2 separate regions of the Homo sapiens genome follow, and region 1 is linked to region 2. Evidence: chromatin contacts called from ENCODE Hi-C data. All regions are on one chromosome and are shown on one strand. Each heading gives the region's core, a stretch centred on a gene start or an enhancer-like site at or near the end of the contact. The rest is flanking DNA. Distances are from core to core; before and after follow the strand shown. Region 1 holds the start of G3BP2 (G3BP stress granule assembly factor 2). Region 2 holds the start of AREG (amphiregulin).

The links. Hi-C counts contacts between places; a loop is a spot of excess contacts on that map. Pooled maps may share reads with other maps.
Region 1: a loop to region 2 is called in a map of CD4-positive, alpha-beta memory T cell, with 6 times the contacts of the local background. The contact joins the promoter of G3BP2 here to the promoter of AREG in region 2. A Hi-C loop is called at or near these places in 2 of 168 maps with a recorded cell type or tissue (CD4-positive, alpha-beta memory T cell and naive thymus-derived CD4-positive, alpha-beta T cell) and 7 of 50 pooled maps.

What each region holds. Positions count from the first base shown.
Region 1 is chr4:75,671,377-75,677,800 of GRCh38, reverse strand. It overlaps G3BP2 (G3BP stress granule assembly factor 2), which reads left to right and starts at 4,390. Exons shown (of 12, transcript NM_203505.3): 1 at 4,390-4,593. RefSeq lists enhancers at 1,600-2,576, 2,577-3,554, 4,291-4,580, 4,861-5,100, 4,533-5,510.
Region 2 is chr4:74,440,620-74,447,264 of GRCh38, reverse strand. AREG (amphiregulin) reads right to left here and starts at 2,129. Exons shown (of 6, transcript NM_001657.4): 1 at 1,859-2,129; 2 at 483-731. The coding sequence starts at 1,919. RefSeq lists a silencer at 662-862.

The sequences.
Region 1 (6,424 bases), core at 3,141-5,640, 1.2 Mb before region 2:
ATCATCCTTCCTAACTGAATTAGTAGTGGGGCCAAGACATTTGTTTTGCAAGCCTTAAAAGTTTAAAAACATGGTGAGTAAAGACACTTTCCAAGAAAAATGCGTTTCCCTTAAGGACTTGGATTTTACTCCCTTCCAATGCTTGGTCTTCATAAACCTTATTTATGTGGGGTGTGTGACCCCTAAACATGCATGTAGTCATCTCTTTTTTTTTTTATTTTTTATTTTTTGAGACAGAGTCTCGCTCTGTTGCCCAGGCTGGAGTGAAGTGGTGCGATCTCGGGTTACCACAACCTCCGCCTCCTGGGTTCAAGTGATTCTCCTGCCTCAGCCTCCCCAGTAGCTGGGACTACAGGTGCGCACCACCATGCCTGGCTAATTTTTGTATTTTTAGTAGAGACGGGGTTTCACTATGTTGGCCAGGCTGGTCTCGAACTCCTGACCTCGTGATCCACCCACCTGGGCCTCCCAAAGTGTTGGGGTTACAGGCGTGAACCACTGCGCCCAGCCGCATGTAGTCATCTCGTATACACCTACTTCATCAGCAAAAGTGGTGATAATGGACTTGGTTGATCTTTTAGTATTCAGTAAAGTTGAGAATGGTCAAATGAAAGGGTGTAGAGGAAAAGCTTTATAAATTCAAATGTCTTATCTTATTCAAATACTTATCTAAGTATTTTATGCTGAAGTTTATAATAAAAATCAGGAATCAGGTAATATAATTCTAGTAATTTTACTTTTAAAAATTTACCTGCTAATGGTGATTGGGTCTGATTCATTTACTTTTATTTTTCACAGTGTTTTGATAAAGGTTCACATTAAAGGCCTTGGGGTGGTAATGTGATGAGAATGTCAAAGGAAGAGCTGGCTGGGGTGGTGTGAGAAAACCAGTGGTAAGAAAAGAAATGGAAGTAATAGGTAAGGACTAGATCAGGTAGGCCTTGTAGGCCATGGTAAGGACCTGAGATTTTGTGTTGCCTTTTAAAGGTTTTGGGACCATCTCAATTATAACTATGAAAGATCTGGCTGCTGTGAGGGGAACAGACTGTAGTGGAATAAGAGTGGAAGCATTGAGGCCAAGTAGAAAGCTATTGCAATAGGCAATGGTGGCCTGGACTACTATAGCAGCAGTAACAGTGATGCAAAGTATTTAATCCAGAATAAATGTTGAAGGTAGAGGGAACAGAAATGTATTGACAATTCGGCGAAGTGGGTGGATCACTTGAGGTCAGGAGTTCGAGATCAACCTGGCCAACATGGTGAAACCTCGTCTCTACTAAAAATAGAAAAATTAGATGGGCGTGGTGGCACATGCCTGTAGTCCTAGCCACTTGGGAGGCCAAGGCAGGAGAATGGCTTGAACCTGGGAGGTGGAGGTTGCAGTCAGCCCAGATCATGCCATTGCACTCCAGCCTGGATGACAGAGCGAGACTCCATCTCAAAAAAAAAAAAAAAAAAAAAAAATTATTGGCAATTGGCTGTCAATAAATTGGTGTGAGAAAAAGAGGTTTTTGGCCTGAGCCACCGAATGAATACCGTTCACACTGGTCTCCCTGCCTAGTCTATAGGAGGTGGACATTGCTTCATGGAGGCTATGTTTGAGAGGCAGGGAGATTAGTTAGGAGGCCACTGCAGTCTTCCTGGGAAGATGAAGGGGCCTGAACCTGGGCAGGGGCTATTTGTGTAGAGATATGTTTATGAGGTAAAAATCGCCAGTTAGAATAGGTTAGAGATATTTACTTAACATTGAAGATCGCTGAATCTTTTTTCCCATTAACTCCACTTATTGGTGTCTACTCAAGAGCAGGGTTACCTGAGGGCTGTTTCTGTGTAGCTCTAGAGCTAAACTAAAAATGTTTCTTAAATTTTTAAAGGATGCGAGAGAGAGAGGAATATGCAACAGAAACCATACGTGGCGCTCAAAACCAAAAATATTTACTATCTAATCCTTCCCTTATCAAACCGTTTGCCCACCTCTGCCCTAGATCAGTGGTGTTTGTTTTTTTTGAGACGGAGTTTTCACTGTTGTCACCCAGGCTGGAGTGCAATAGCGCGATCTCAGCTCACCGCAACCTCCGCCTCCCAGGTTCAAGCGATTCTCCTGCCTCAGCCTCCCGAGTAGCTGGGATTACAGGCATGCGCCACCACGCCCGGCTAATTTTGTATTTTTAGTAGAGACGAGGTTTCTCCATGTTGGTCAGGCTGGTCTCAAACTCCTGACCTCAGGTGATCCGCCCCCCTCGGCCTTCCAAAGTGCTGGGATTACAGTCGTGAGCTGCCGCGCCCGGCCTATATCAGTGGTTTTTAAAGTGTGGCTCCTAGAGCAGCAGTAGCACCATCAGCTGAGAACTTGTTAGAAGTGCAAATTCTCGGGCCTCTGTTGAATCAGAAACTTAGGGAGTGGGGCCCAACTATCTGTTTTAACAAGCCCTACAGGTGATTTCGGTGCACATTAAGGTCTGAGAACCACTGCTCTAGAGAAAGTTCTGCACCTCTGCAGGATACATGGTGAAGAATATTTATAATAGCATTGCACGGAAGAGCTCCAAACCGGAAACACTTGAAGGTTAGTCAGCAGTAGGGCAGATAAGTGAATTGCGGCAATTAGTACAATGGGAGTATTCTATAGTTTGCCTGAGGGTATGGACTGTGGAGGCAGATTGCCTGTGTTTGAATCCCAGCTCCAGTGAATAGTAGCAGTGTAGTCCTGGGTAAGTTACTTGACCTCTCCAAGCCTGTTTTCTCATCTATAAAATGGGCATAAAAATAGCAACTACTGGCCGGGTGCGGTGGCTCACGCCTGTAATCCCAACACTTTAGGAGGCCAAGGCGGGCGGATCACGAGGTCAGGTGTGTTCGAGACCAGCCTGGCCAACATAGTGAAACCTCGTCTCTACTAAAAATATAAAAATTAGTTGGGTGTGGTGGCATGCGCCTGTAGTCCCAGCTACTAGGGAGCCTGAGGCAGGAGAACCGCTTGAACCCGGGAGGCGGAGGTTGCAGTGAGCCAAGACCGTGCCATTGCACTCCAGCCTGGGCGACACAGAGAGACTCCATCTTAAAAAAAAAAAAAAAAAAAAAATATATATATATATATATATATATGTACATACATATAGCAACTAGCTCATAGGGTTACTGTGAGGCTCAGAAGGCTGTATAATTACAAGAATGCCTGGTATATAAGCCCAGTATATTAAAGGACAGCCGGCATGTAATGTATTTTGATGCTTTAAGGAAAAACATCAGGTTGATTTCATTAAAGTGATGGTCTGCCCAAATATTTTGCATATAACAGTATCTTTAAGCAGTCTAAAGGTAAAGATATTGTAGACTTTGGAGGCCCTAATGTTGGCATTGCCTCTGCCAATATTTAAGGTATTTGACGTATTGTCTTAACATGCCAAATACCTTAAAATTGCCCTTACAGGATTGCGAAGAAAACTGATGAGATGTACATGCTTGCGTCCACCATGTTTAGTTCGTAAGCATTCATTAATGTATTTTTTCCTTTCCGTTTCTTTGAACACTTCCTCAGTCCTTCATTCCAAAATTCCTGTGCTATCTCGGTATTCTCTGAAAACACTGCCAGACCTAAGATGCAAAGTGGCTTCCTTGACTACAAGATTTGGCTTGGCTTTGTCCATGAAACAAGGTCACCAGTGTCTCACCCTGGGGGCAAGTCTGGGCTTAGAGCTAGAACAGGACTGTAATCCTTGTATTTCAGGCCTTCTTTTAGCTTTAGTATGTAAAATGCTTTAGTATCTACTGATATTTAGCCATGCCTAAATTCGTAACAAGGACACAAAGAAATAGTCTTTTCCCCCTCTGTAAAGCCCACGTCATGTTCTTCCTTTACTGCAGGGCCTCTTAATGGGGCTTAAAACCTAGGATGGGTTAAGTAAACAATGTAGGTGAGTTTAGTGTGCAAACAGCTGAAATCACCGGCTGCATTTTAAGCTCGTCTACAGCAGCAACCTGCAGACACCTATTCAGAGAGATTACTAAATTCCCTCCTTCCCATTAATAAAAAGGACCAGAATATCAGTCTACAAAAGACACTGCGTTGCTGCGAACCAGCTCTCGCTTGCGCGATCAGGAAGAAGGGCGGCAAGGCTGGAGCCTCGGGACCGGAGAAAGGCAGCCTGCTTGTGACGTCAAATCAGCGGACTCTTATCTTGGCTTTAGGCCGGTTCCGGTTCCCCGGCTTTCCGGGCGCGAGCGTGTGCGAGCGCGGCAGCGTACTGCGCGTGCTCCGCAGAGGGACACGGGAAGGTTGGGTCCGGCTCTGGAGGAGATGCGTGATTGGCTGACGCTGTGCTCGGGGGTTCCCTGGCCCTTTCGGCAGGGGTAAAACAATAAGAGGGGGCGGTGGCAAAGGGGGCGGGACGTCCGTGGTCCTTGTCGCACGTCGCAGCGCCTGGCGCCCGGGAAGAGGTGGTTGTGAGGCAGACGAACTCGCGGCTCTCCGGCTTCCGAGGCTTCCGAGTTGTCGGAGGAAGGGGGCGGCGAGCAATAAGAACCCGCCGCACCCGGTCCTCAGCGACTCTTCTGACCTCCGCGCGACGTACCCGCCGCCGCCGTTGGCTGGAGGTGTGTACGGGCGCCGGGAGGGGAGGTCGGTGTGGTGGTCGGAAAGGGACATTCCATTCGCGCTCCGCGGCGCGAGGCAATCGTCCGGTGTGTGAGCCCGGGAGCCGGAGGTGTAGCGGCAGAGACATTGTTCTTGCCGGCTCCCTACGGTGCCGTGTGTGCGTGAGAGAAGACCAGTCTTTCCTCTAGGTGAGGGGTGGGAGGCCGCCTGGGAAGGGAGGTGACCCGCGAGCGTCTTGCGGGCAGAGGGCTCCGAGTGCACAGGTGGGGTTGAGGTTTATTGGGGATGAGGTGGCGAAGTGGGGGGGGAGGCACGCAGCAGCTCCCGAAGGCGCGCTGATGGAAGCTTAATACAGGAAGTGTGGGAGCAGGCTTTCTGGAGGGGATGTTTTAGGGTGGGTAGCCCACCGTTCCTGTTTCCGAATCGTTTTCGGCTCTTGTACCTTGTTCCTTCGGAGCGGAGAGGCCGTCGCCACCCCGCCCGTGGGGGGAGGGGAAAAGAGGTTGTGTCGACGGAGGCAGAAGCGACGCAGATGCGAAAGTGGCGGCCTCCGGGCACCATTTCTGTGCACGGAAACAGAATCCGGGTTTGAAGGCAGCCGCCGCTTCGCTTACCCAGTACCTAGTGTTCCGTCGTGTTTGACCAACCCCCCTCTCCCTGCCACCGCGGGTTTAATCCGAACGTGTTCGGATACTGGAACTGTAACGTGCGCCTTCTTCGTCCCCCTCTTATGCAGACGATCCCTTATTGACTCGGGAATGGCTTTTGGGGGATGGGTTCCCGCTTTTGTTGGGATGGGGGGACAGAAAGGAACAGAAGCTTCCCTAGATTGTGTTGATTTTGTTAGTGGAATCTGATAGAATTTTTCCTGCGTCTCTAAAAGCAGATTTCTTAAGATGGCCCTTTGCCGCTTTGGGGCGAATATAGATTTTCGTCTATAATTTCCTGCATAGATCAGCTTTTTTCCCCAAGACATACTTAATGTTCTAACGGATTTGGGGGGTGGGAGGAGAGTGCCTTTTCCTTCATAACAACAACAAAAAAAAGGCACTTGCACTTTTAGCTGGAATAGTAAAGTCCTGTTCTCCCTGTATGATTGTTGTGGGATATTAACTTGGATTAAGATACTGTGGTTTTAGGTTCAAGGCTCTGTACCTTGTTCTGGTCTTTCAAACGTTAGTGTTGCAGGTACCTGGATCTAGGAAACATTAACTGTCGTTAAGAGAGCCCCGGTGTACTAGAGTGGGAGATGATGGCAATTTTTCTCTAGCTCCATATTTGGCAGTTAATATAGCCTTAGGCATGTGAACCAAGTTTCTAAGTAAACTTTTGGCCCTGTTAGCATCCAGTGGTCTTTTTGATAATCCAAGATTCCTGGTCTTAGGAGATAAACGGTACGATGAGTTTGAACCTCAGGATTGAATTATCCTTTCTTTGGCAGTAACATTTTTCTTAAATGTTTAAGATTACTCTTATGGGCCTTTATGTTATGATTTAATCTTTACAAACTAATTCTGAAAAGCAGTCAAGGAATTGTAGGAATAATAAGGACCTAGAATGAATTTCTTACTAAGAGCTGTCATAGTTCAGATTGATATTCAGGGTCGAAATATTAGTAATAGTGAAAAAACATCAAGAGTGAACCAGAATGCTTGTGGGATGGATGGGGATAAAAATTAGAAGGTAAAGAAGAAAACACATTATTTGACCATTTCGTAGAGTAACTAACTTAACTGTTCAGTTAGCAGCTGAGCAGTTGATTTGTCAGCAGGCAACTCCTGGTTTGAAGAAAGTGTTGGCACTGTGTCTTTAGATTCTGAAAACTTCCCT
Region 2 (6,645 bases), core at 880-3,379:
GTGGTGTTGGGGAAGGGGATACAAAAGCTAAGATACAAAGTAGATAGGAATGGTTAATGTCTAAATTTGTCTCTCAGAATGGGGGTCATGTAGCATAGTGGGAAAGAGCTTAGTGTCTCTTCTGCATAGAATCAAACAGACTGGAGCTCTAATTCTAGCTCATCTGCTTGTCACCTGTAGAACCTAGAGCAAAACCTTTTTCGGCTTCAGTTATCACATCTGTAAAATGAGGATAACAATTCCTACTTAAAGTCATTGTGAAGATTAGGTTTAAAAATGAGACATACACCATTTATGATCACTCTGGCCATATAGGATGTGCCCACATTATGGTTCTTTTTGTCACAGTTTACCTAGGGGCTATCCAACAGATATACAATAAAGCCACTAGAAAATCTGGGGAGCAGCTTTACTTCTGAAGCAGCTTTGCTCATATAAACCCACATCTCACAGGCCATATTTTTGCTTTATCCCCTACTCACCTCTGACTGAATCATCGACAATATAGCCAGGTATTTGTGGTTCGTTATCATACTCTTCTGAGTAGTCATAGTCGGCTCCCGAGGACGGTTCACTACTAGAAGGCATTTCACTCACAGGGGAAATCTCACTCCCTGAAGACATCTCACTTCTTGAGGTAACCTCAAATCCATCAGCACTGTGGTCCCCAGAAAATGGTTCACGCTTCCCAGAGTAGGTGTCATTGAGGTCCAATCCAGCAGCATAATGGCCTGCAGGGGAGGGAATAAAGGAAGAAAAGAAAAGGTAAAGTAGGGTGCCTTTCGAGTCAGCTGTGTTAGGTAGAAAAGTTTATCTTTTGACATCAAAGCAGTTATTGCACATGTGCTATTGTTTGTGATTGAGTCATTTCTATGAAAGAAACTTTACATTTTTGCCAGCAAGCAAATTCAGCTGTCCCAATTACAGAAGTGCTTTTCTGAAGTTTTTCTTTTCCACAGATAATCCACATTAATTTCCACATCAAAAAAATCCCGCCAAATTGGCAAATTAATCTAATACAATTACTTGATGGGTAATGTCTAAAAATTCCCATCACTTCACATTCCAAATGCATTTCTTTTTTTGCTAGAATGCCATCCTGGCCTATTTCGGTAGGTTTTAGATACAAATATCAGATTTTCTTCAGATGTGTTCATATTTTTAAAAGATATTTTTAAAAGATGTGTTCATATTTTTAAAAGATGTGTTCATATTTTTAAAAGATATTTTTAAAAGATAATCTTTTAAAATAATATAAACAGTGGTTAATTATATCGATTATTATTGTCATTTTTCATTATCATTATTATTATTACTACATAGACAATAAACTGAGTACTAAGTAAGATTTGGGGCCCAGAGTTAAGCCACTGCTTTATCTTGCTTTTTCTTAGGTCTCAATAAAACAGCATCAGAGTGGTGCTTTTAACCTCTCGCCGGGATACTCTAAGTCCCTCTAGGAAGGTAAAGAAGAAATCACTAGACAGAGATGGAGAATTAGGCAGGAGGCAGCAAACACTGCTGGGTCCAATATCTGCGGAAATCACTTCACCTCTCTAGATCTTGGTCTTTTTAATCTTTTAATCTGTGAAACGAAGGGTTAGGTTCAAATGATCTCTCCCGTCTTCTCAGCTGAACTAAAGAAAAAGTACAGCGATTCTCTGGGACACCTTGTCCTGGACGTTTGAGACATCTGCCCTTCTCTTTTCCTCCTAGGGAGGGAGCTACAGTGATCACCTCCTGCGGCGCAGGGTCGGGGGAACTAAAGGGCGATTTTTAGAGAAGCAAGAGCCAAACTCAAGAGGCAAAACCTGCCATGGGAGGAGAGCCCAGCAGTTCAGCGCCGGTGAATCCTCACCTGAGCCGAGTATCAAGAGCGACAGCACCACCGGCGCCGGCGGTAGCAGCGGGGCTCTCATTGGTCCTTCGCAGCGGCGGCGTCTCGGTCTCTGGGGCAACTCGGTCTCTGGGACACGAGCTGCCGCCAAAACGAGCGGGTGTTGGAAGAGCGAGTGGAGACCGGGAGTGTGCGCCGCTCTCGAAGGCTTGGGGAGCTCGGGGCGGCGGGCGCGGCGCCTCGGGCTGTCCCGGGACCTCTGGGGCGCTGGCACCCAGGTGTGCGAACGTCTGTAGGGCGGCGCGCACCTGCCGCTTTATAGGCTCAGCCGGGAGGGGGCCGCAGCCCATGACGTCAAGGCCCGGCCGTGGGTGGAGGCAGGCGGCGCCCCAGAAGGTGCTACCCGAAAACCACGCGCGGAGGACACACGCCCCGCCTCCCTCGTGCGTAAGGATTCGCTGAGAGGAAGTGGAACTTAAACCTCTAGCTGCAAGCCGTTTTTGAGGGCGAGCAGGACTGGAGTTCCGGAGCTAGTACCTGACAGAAGTCCAGATGTTTCAAACTCTGACAACCTCTTTGTATACTTAACATCTACAACAGACAGGGATTAAATAGAAGAGTTCCGTATTTAGATGTAAAAGTACTTTAAGACCAAGAGTGACTTTGCCTGATGTTTCCAACAAGGATAAAGGACGAGAGAACTCAATGAGGAATTGCTTCATGTAGGATGGGCTTCTATCTCAATCAAGAGCCCCTTCCCACCCATTTCTGTGAAGTGGCCAGAATTTCAAATCCCCTCACTCCCTATTTCTTTATGTGGCCCAGGGGCCTCATCAACATTAATATTTATTGATGATTTATTATTGCCAAATTATGCACTTAAAATTTTACCTACACCATCTCACAGCCGATAATGTTCAAAGCCAGGTGGATATGAATTCTTCATCTGACTCTGAAATCTGCTGTTTTCCTCTCTGATGAATTTAGGTTTAAACTGATCCTTGAAAAGAGGGTTTCTGGGAAGAACAATATTTAGCCTAAAGGATAATTTCTACTGGTGGCATACTGGCATTTAGGTGAAGAGTAGTGCTCTAGACTGTGCCTCTCAAATCCCAAGATAAAAAGGTCAGCGTTGAGGGCCCACTTACAACCTAGTAGGATATTTAATCATGACAAGTAGATAAAATGAAGCGGAGACAGGAAGCTACTTAATTTGACTAACTTGGATGTACTGTCAACTAAAGAACTGGATTTTTCTTGACTTGAGGAAGAGAAAAAGCATTGTTCATTTTCCTTCACCTGGAGATATGATTCTTTCCTGATTGTTTCAGTAACACAGCCCTTTTAAGAATGTAGGTCAGGCCAGGCGCAGTGGCTCATGCCTGTAATCCCAGCACTTTGGGAAGCCGAGGCGGGTGGATCACCTGAGGTCAGGAGTTCGAGAGCAGCCTGGCCAAGATGGCAAAACCCCATCTTTACTAAAAATACAAAGGAAATTAGCTGGGCGTGATGGCGCGCGCCTGTAGTCCCAGCTACTCGGGTGGGCTGAGGCAGGAGACTCCCTTGAACCCGGGAGGCAGACGTTGCAGTGAGCCAAGGTCATGCCACTGTACTCCATCATGGGTGATAGAGCAAGACTCCGACTCAAAATAATAATAATAATAATAATAATAATAATAATAATAATAATAACGTGAGTCACAGTGCATCTGTCCTAATTCTGGAAATTTTTTTTTAAAAATCACTTATTTTTAATGGTATATCACAGTGCGTAGTCCAAATAATATCATGCATTTAGTAGAATGAAATAATCATGAATCATGCCTTCTATTCCACATTTGTTGAGAGTGTATTTTGTGTGAGCCACCTGCTTTATATTTTATGAAGGGGAGCAGTATAGGTTCACCAGGAGCTCAGTGGTGTGGGCCAGATACATAGATAAGTAATTCTAATAGATCACATGATGAGAAGGGTTCAGAGTGCCATGGAAAAAAAGGACATGGTTTAATTTTGCCTCTGTTTAATGGAAAGCTCTGTGGAAAGATGAAGAGGCCCCTCAAAGGCCTTCCCAGCAAATCTTTTACATGGAATAAAGACCTGATGTGAGGGTATGACCAAGTATGGGAAATAAGGCTAGAAAAGTGTCATGCCCATTCCAAAGTGAAGTAGGGGCCTGCACTGTTATCTGTTCTGGTGGATGAGGCAATTGTGATTCAGAGAGATTGAGAGACTTGCCCAAAGATTTCAAAAGATTCTTTTGGAGACTTTGTTTGGAGCTCACGCAGTTGGTCTACACTGTTGCACCTTTATGCTCCCATAGGCTTCATTTCTGTTCTAGGCCTGTTCTTCTCTTTTCTTCTTTTTTTTTTTGATTGACAAGTAACTTCATATTTGTAGTATATGACATGATGTTTTGATATATGTATACAATGAGGTTAAATCAAGCTATTTAACATATGCAATACTTTCCATTTTCTTACTCTTCTTATTGAGATGAAAACACATTGTGCAGATCAGTCATCAGAAATGTTTCACTTTTGGGAAAGTGGACTGTTTATATTGGAAATTGCTTAGTCTTTTTCCAGTTGGAAATTTATAGGGTGAACATTTACATGATCTAGGCACATAACCTAGATCATGGGGACAGCATAGCTTAGTGCTTTGGATGAGCTTTAGATTCAAACCAATGTGGGTTTTCATATACAAATTCCAGCACATACTAAGTTACTTAATATTTGAAAGATTCAGATTCCTCATCTGAAAATAAAAAATAAAGATAACTACATGCTTTTAAGCAGATCAAATGGATAAGATACATGAACAATACCAGATCCTAGCATAGAGTGAGTGCTCAATAAATGGCAACTATCATGAATACCCTTGATATTATGATAGTTACACTATGTAAATCATATTTAAGAACTGAAGGACTCTTATAAATGGAGCTACAGAGCAAGTGAAGTAATCTTCAATATTTTCAATCCATGAACTTAGTATTTACTTCACATTAAGACTAACCATTTTGGGTATTTTATGGTGCATCATTGGGCAGCATGGAGCGTCGTCACAACCACATCACATTGCAGCACCTATTGATGTGTCATGGCATTCTGGAATATATGCATGAGTTGGAAACCAACCCTGTGTAAATGTAGGATTCTTTACATTCAACATTCTGCATGCTAGGCAGAGACAAAGGGGAACAATTTCAAAAAGTTTGAGTAGCAGCCCTTTTTTATCATGATAAATTGATGGTCCCTTAATCTATGTATAGGTTAAGGGCAGCCCTAAGAGCAAATGCTCCTAACCACTCAGTTTGATGCCTACTCCATGAGTCCTGATATTTCATATGAATAGTGAAATGATTTCACTTTGGCTCTGCTGAAAGATGTACTATAAAACCAAAAGTACAATCATGTTCATATAATTGATATTGAATTTTTATAGATAGTCCTATAGTGAGTAAGTATTGCATCACAGTTACTTTTATGAGTCAACACGCAAACCTCCAAACCAGAATTAAGAAATCCTCCAATGTATAAGCAACATTCCCTATATTATTAATAAATGCACTAGCTCCATTTAGATATATATATAATGTTCATTTTATTTTATAATTTATCCATACTGAAGAATACATCCATCAGGCTGGGCACGGTGGCTCACGCCTGTAATCCCAGCACTTTGGGAGGCCAAGGCAGGTGGATCATCTCAGGTCAGGAGTTTGAGACCAGCCTGGCCAACATGATGAAACCCTGTCTCTACTAAAATGACAAAACTTAGCCGGGTGCAGTGGCAGGCACCTGTAGTCCCAGCTACTCAGGAGTGGGGACTGAGGCAGGGGAATCACTTGAATGCGGGAGACGGAGATCGCAGTGAGCCAAGATCATGCCACCGCACTCCAGACTGGGTGACAGAGAGTGAGACTCTGTATCAAAATACATATATATATATATATATATATATATATATATATATATATATAATTTTTAGTTCCTTCAAAAAGAAGCCTTAACTGAGCATTTTGAGTACCTTGATATACCAATAAAGTCAAATTACAGTTGACTTTTTAACACTGTGGTGTGAAAGGGTGCCTACCTGACATGAGAAAAATCCATGTATAACTTTTGACTCCCCCAGAACTTAACCTCTAATTCCCTACTGGTGCCCAGAACACTTATTGATAATATAAAGTTGTTTAACATTATTTTGTGTGTTATATGTATTGTATACTCTCTTCTTACAATAGGTTAGAGATAAAAATTCTTAAGAAAATCATAAGAGAAATATATTTACTATTTATTAAGCAAAAGTGGTAATTATAAAGGTCTTTATCCTCATTATCTTCATGTTGAATAGGCTGAGGAGGAGAAGGAAGAGGAAGGGCTGGTCTTGCTGTCTCAGGAGTGGCAGAAGCAGAAGAGGTGGAAGGGGAGGCAGGAAATATTTTTAGGCCATACAGTTCATCTGCAGATTTTTTCAAATTGTTGCAAATCTCAGAAAACTTTTCCAATACATTTACTGAAAAAAGTCTCTGTTTAAGTGGACCTTCGTATTTCAAACCCATAATGTTCAAGGCTCAACTATACTTTCACGGCCTCAACAGTGTGGCTTTTGCAGAGCAAGAACTGGCAGATGGGGCTGAGGGCAGTGGATGATTATATACAATAGAAACTAAGTAAATGTAATATGCTATTGAGGCAGGAGAATAGGTTCTGGAGGCAGGGAACCTAAGGCCAACTCAGGCTGACTGGATATCAGAGGCTACTCCCTTTGAAACCCTCCTTTTGCTGTGCAGCAGTTGCTGC